Regions from separate parts of the Homo sapiens genome. Here region 1 is linked to region 2. A link is an interaction called in ENCODE POLR2A ChIA-PET data of the cell type or tissue named here. Cell type or tissue: K562. All regions are shown on one strand. Each heading gives the region's core, and the rest is flanking DNA. Links, peaks and the distances in the headings are about the cores only. Region 1 overlaps MEOX1 (mesenchyme homeobox 1). Region 2 holds the start of CD300LG (CD300 molecule like family member g).

The links. Peaks named below come from ENCODE experiments on the same cell type or tissue, not always from the same donor. Only the 100,000 strongest peaks of a DNase experiment are listed, where the experiment ranks them.
Region 1: POLR2A ChIA-PET joins it to region 2 with 5 read pairs; 4 of 35 experiments call an interaction of 5 or more read pairs at or near these places.

What each region holds. Positions count from the first base shown.
Region 1 is chr17:43,647,710-43,650,618 of GRCh38, forward strand. The region is part of intron 1 of MEOX1 (mesenchyme homeobox 1); the gene reads right to left. Among named protein-coding and RNA genes, the nearest start is that of MEOX1, 13 kb to the right of the region's middle. In K562, for the core only: no CTCF peak of the experiment used is centred there; no DNase peak of the experiment used is centred there; H3K27me3 peaks cover 2,357 bases.
Region 2 is chr17:43,844,891-43,847,799 of GRCh38, forward strand. It overlaps CD300LG (CD300 molecule like family member g), which reads left to right and starts at 2,286. Exons shown (of 7, transcript NM_145273.4): 1 at 2,286-2,369. The coding sequence starts at 2,327. It overlaps LOC107984979 (a long non-coding RNA gene), which reads left to right. Exons shown (of 3, transcript XR_001753057.2): 3 at 1,374-1,585. In K562, for the core only: a CTCF peak has its summit at 1,546 (motif pointing left); a DNase peak (open chromatin) is centred at 1,531.

The sequences.
Region 1 (2,909 bases), core at 181-2,680, 200 kb before region 2:
CCAGCCAAGCTATGCCCCATCCCTGGCCACCTCTCCTCTCCTGTCTCTTATTGCCCTGATTTAGCCTCTGGGGTTCCAGTGCCGATTTCCAGCAGAGGAAACAGGAAGAAGAAGTCTGGGTTGGGAACTGACGGTCTCAGCTAACTCCCTGTGTGAACCTGGGGGCAATACCTACTAATGGTGGGTGGGATGGATATTGGCTCTGGGAGGGCGGTTGTCCCTTGTCAACTTCCCAGAGTGGGATCAACGTTCACCACTGTTGGAAATGATGAAGGGACCAGAAGTATGGGAAGCAAGCTATGAAAGTTGAAGTGGAAGTTACGCTCTCTTTGTTCTGCAACAGTATTACAAATTGCAATATATTCAGCAAGATGGAAACACTATGAGCACTTGCATGCCGTTTCTGGGAGCTGTTCGGTCACCCTGCTCATGGGCACAGTTCCTGTGCACCCTGCCACATGAAAGTAACTCATGCTGGGTGGGGCGCAGGTGGCTCAGGCCTGTAATCCCAGCACTTTGGGAGGCCGAGGCGGGCGGATCATAAGGTCAGGAGATCGAGACCATCCTGGCTAACATGGTGAAACCCCGTCTCTACTAAAAATACAAAAAATTAGCCAGGCGTGGTGGCGGGCGCCTGTAGTCCCAGCTACTGGGAAGGCTGAGGCAGGAGAATGGCATGAACCTGGGAGGCGGAGCTTGCAGTGAGCCACGAGTACCACTGCACTCCAGCCTGGGCAACAGAGAAAGACTCTGTCTCAAAAAAAAAAAAAAAAAGAAAAGAAAAAGAAACTAACTCATGCTTCCCAAGATGGTCTGTTCCCAGGATAGTACAACTTTGTTAGGGAGGCTTCCTCTCCTCTGTGGGCCTCAGTTTCCCCATGTGTAGAAGTATGGGATTGGACCGGATTCTGTTTCTGCCAGGGAGCTGGTGTCAGAATTCCTTCCTGGAACATAAGCCTTGATGCCCTACACTCCCTACTCTCTCTTCCATTGAGAACCCTTAGCCTTGATGAAGTCTGAGGCTCTTCCAACTTCACGTATTCTTGTCTCAGCTCCTAGTTCCTCCCTTCAGTCAGATCTGAGGTCTTGCTGTGTGCTCTGTTCCAAAGCCCTCCCCAGCCTTCCCACAGCTCAATGATCAGGGCTCTGCTGGGCCGTTTCTCTCTCCCTGCCTTGAGCTGTGTGGAGGGAAGTTATATATGCAGACGTGTCGGAGGACCTGTTGGTGAACCTGGGCCTTAGCACTCATAGGTGAGTGAGGCACCGAGGAAGAGCTTTTGGATCTTGGGCAAGTCCTTTAGGTTCTTGGAGCTTCAATTTCCTCATTTGCAAAGCAGGAATAGCTACACCCGCTGTGCTTATCAGGCTGAGAAGTAACAGGAGCTGGATAGCGGGCGTTAACACCTAGCACAGTGCCTGGCATGTCACTGAAGCTCTGTTCACAAGAACCATCAGAAAGAGTTCTATTGGAGATTATATCTGAGATGACTCACGGGCAGAGTTAGAGCACTATGCTCCTTAAGGCACCACATCTCCAGACCTGTGTGAAAGGGTTATCTTTTAAATGTCTGGCCTTTCAGCTTTTTTTTTTTTTTTTTTTTTTTTGAGGCTGAGTCTCACTTTGGTCACCCAGGCTGGAGATTGGTCACTGCAATGGCGGGATCTCGGCTCACCGCAACCTCTGCCTCCTGGGTTCAAGCGATTCTCCTGCCTCAGCCTCTGGAGTAGCTGGGATTATGGGTGCCTGCCGCCACACTAGGCTAATTTTTGTATTTTTAGTAGAGATGGGGTTTCTCCACGTTGGCCAGGCTCGTCTCGAACTCCTGACCTCAGGTGATCCACCTGCCTCGGCCTCCCAAAGTGCTGAGATTACAGGCATGAGCCACTGCACCTGGCCTAGGCCACTATTGCTGCAGCCTTCAGAGTTCCACAATTCCAGGCACAACAACTAGATGTGTCACATGGCAATCCACATCACTCCTGCGCTGCTTCTCTCTTGGGGGCCGCAGATGCCTCTTCCAGAACTGCGGAGGGAGGATGCTGGCCCTCAGTGGGCTGCCTCTGTGATTAGGAAGGAGTTGCCCCACCCCAGCCCCTGCATAGCCCTCACCCTCTGCTGGAGCAGGGCTGTGAGGGAACAGTCAAATGCCCAGAGAAATGCAAACGGTGTGCATGTGATTGCGGTTTCCACCATGAGCTTCCACACCATCCAGGGCAAATTATTTCATATGTAGCTGCCACATTTGGCAGGCCTTCGTAAAGTGAGCAGACAGCTTTATCAGAGCTACAGGGAGGTTCAGACAGACCCATCCCTGTCTGAACATTTCTGGAGTTCTGTACTCTACAGTCCAACTCTGAGGGCACCAGTTTACATAAATTAATATCCAAATCAGACAGGATGCCAAATGCCTCACATTCAAATAGCACTGTGCAGTTGACAAGGGATTTCTTTCCTCCAAAGAGAACTTCTTTTAGGCTTTCACAGATACTACAGAATCATAGAAAGTAGAGGTGGGAGGGACTTAGAGATGATCAATGTCACCTTTTCATTTTATAGGTGAGCTTAGAGAAGGTAAGGAACTCCTGTAAGGACACACGGCAAGTTAGGGGCAGAATTGGGCCTAGAACCCAGATTTTCTTGTTAGGAAGCTCTTTCCACCCTATTGGGCTGTCTCCTATTTTATCCTCTTAATTATTCCATTAGGTAGGTAAGGTACACATTAGCCCGTTGAACATATGAGCAATTAAGATCCAGAGACTAAATGACTTGCCCAAGGCCCCTGGGACCAGTCTAGGGCTATAGCCTCATGTCACGCTGCCCTCGGGGGAGGATGAGTATGGAGGCTGTGCCTATCTTAGGGACATTGTCTGAGTCTGGGTTCAGATCTCTCTCCCTGGGACTCCCCAGA
Region 2 (2,909 bases), core at 237-2,736:
ATAGTGCCTGAGCTATACTAGGGAGAAAAAATAAAAGGAAAGCAATTTATAACCAAATAACACATATTTCAATCTGTCAGTGCTCAGGTCCCATGACACTAGAAAGCATAATGAAGTGTCAGATGCTCGTCCTTGCATATAATAAATAAGTCTGAATTTAAGAAATGTAGAGGATCAGAAATTATTCTGTGTAAGGACAAAAATAAATAAATAGAAGAGCAAAGATATGCTATCAAATGCTAGAATAAGTATTACTTTAAGGCCGGGCATGGTGGCTCGTGCCTGTAATCCCAGCACTTTGGGAGGCCGACGTGGGAGGATCGCATGAAGCCAGGAGTTTGAGAAAAGCCTGACAACATAACAAGACCCTGTCTCTACTAAAAATAAAAAATTAGCCAGGCAACAGTGGTGCACGCCTGTAGTGCCAGCTACTTGGGAGGCTGAGGTGGGAGGATCACTTCAGCCTGGGAGTTTGAGGCTGCAGTGAGCTGTGATGGCGCCACTGCACTCCAGTTTGGGCAACAAGAGTGAGACCTGTCTCAAAAATAAGTAAATAAACAAATACTTTTTTTTCTTTTTTTAGATAGAATTTCACTCTTGTTGCCTAGGCTGGAGTGCAATGGTGTGATCTCAGCTCACCACAACCTCCACCTTCTGGGTTCAAGCGATTCTCCTGCCTCAGCCTCCCTGAGTAGCTGGGATTACAGGCATACACCACCATGCCTGGCTAATTTTATATTTTTAGTAGAGACTGGGTTTCTCCATGTTGGTCAGGCTGGTCTCAAACTCCCGACTTCAGGTGATCCACCCGCCTCAGCCTCCCAAAGTGCTGGGATGACAGGCGTGAGCCACCATGCTGGGCCATAAATATTTTTTAATCTGTGTTTTTTTAAAACTGCAAAAACAGATCACCTTTTGTAGTCTGTACATGTAAAAGAGAGTCAGGGGCTGAGATCATGGTAACAGTTTTCCCCACCGTGAACAGCTGGCCCTGCCCACTAAATGGCAGCAGTGCTTCGCAGTCATTGTGAAATTAAAACACTTCTCCCCACGTTACTAGACTCACACACACACAATCTTCCCTCCCAGAACCACTGAGTTAATGCTTCAGATATTAACCTGACAAGTCAGTAAAATTCCAACTGAACATTTGGAAGGATATATGCCAAAATATTAATGGTGCTTTTCTAAAGCAGAAGGGGAATTACAAGAAGCACTCCCTTTTTTCTTTCTTTCCTTTTTACGTTCTGTATTGTGTAAAATTTTGCTTACAACCTGTATGAACTTTGCAACCAAACCAAAAAAAAAGTCATTTTTGAAGCCAGTGTGTCAGAGCTCCCAGTAGTGTACATGTTTGTTTTGGTCCTTTCAAGGAGGATTCAAGTCTGCGATGGAGAAACCACCAATTCACTTTTTCAAATGCCAAAACAACTCCGCAGGCGTGGAGGAGACCTATCTTGCAGCGCTGTAGGCCCAAGGCACCAGGGAATCCGGTCCAGCTCAGCCCTACAGCTTTGCTCAGCCCCGTCTGCACCGCCGCCCCGTGGCCAAGGGCAGTACTGCGTCCTCCAAAAGGCAAGGGCGGAGGAGGGGCCAGGGGCCTTGCCCCAGGGGCAAGCTTCTTTCTGTCCCACTGACCACATGGCAGTCTGGTGAAGTTTATGGACCCCTCTCTCAGTATAATGGCGGGTAAATATATAAATAAAATATATATGCTGGAAAGAAAACTAATACTGGTGAGATGATTCTTAAAACTCTTTATAAATGTGTAATATAATAATAGCCGTTTCATTATTGTAAATAACCAGCTCTAGGGGCAGGTCTAGGAACTCATTGTTTTCCAAGCAGTGAGGGGTATACACGACGTTTCGAGATATCCACAACTTGATGTGCCAGTGTCTGTGATTGTAATTGGTAACAAAGTTGCAGGTACTGCTAACAGTACACTCTGAATAAGAGGAAAAGCTAAATATTAGAAGTTGATGAAAGTCAATATGTAACTTTTTCCCATGCGAATTCGACTTACAGACCCCTTAGGGCGCACGGACCACAGGTTAAGGCCCCCTTGAAGGGGCACGAGTTTAGGAGAAACTCTGGTGTGGGTTTTCAGTCCTGGAAGGTGAGCCCTGGGGTAGGCACGCGTGGGCGCTCAGAAAAGGGAAGGCAGAGGCGCCTCCCCGGCTGGGCCTGCGGAGGGATGACCCACACGCCCCTCCCCTCGCTTCCTTGGCCTGGTTTCACGCGACTAGAGAAAGTTAAAGACCCGTGTGACTGAAGAGGAGCTCACAGTTCCCAGCGTCTGCTCCCACGGTGTCCAGCGCCCAGAATGCGGCTTCTGGTCCTGCTATGGGGTTGCCTGCTGCTCCCAGGTGAGATGGGGAGAGGGTCTCGGGAGGGATGTGGGGCTCACCCTTGTGGTCTGCAGGGAAAGGACCTCTTGACTGACTGATAGCCCCACCCCACCTATCCTCAGCCTCCTCAGCCCTAGGGGAGCGGGGCGGGCTGGGGGTGGGGGGAGGTGGGGGTGGCGCCGGGGCCGCACTTGCTGTTTCTGGAACCTAGAGCCAGGTTTTCTCCAGACCTGTGGGTTTCCCCTCATGGCAATGTGGCTGTGAGAGTTGCTTTGCCTCTCTAATCTTAATTTTTCTACCCTGTGCCAAGCCTGGAGGCGGACAAGACACCCCATCTGGTTGCCCTGTTAAACTCAGCAAATATTTGTTGAATTTCGGCTATGCCTCTCCCCACAACCCTGAAAGATGAAGAATTATCACGTTTCATCAATTCTTTTGCTTTCTTTTTCTTTACCTTCTAACACTTAAAATCAGGATAAATCCTACAACTGATGTCAGTTGTTCAGTTGGCAATAGTGAGACCCCATCTCTACAAACAAACAAACAAACAAACAAACA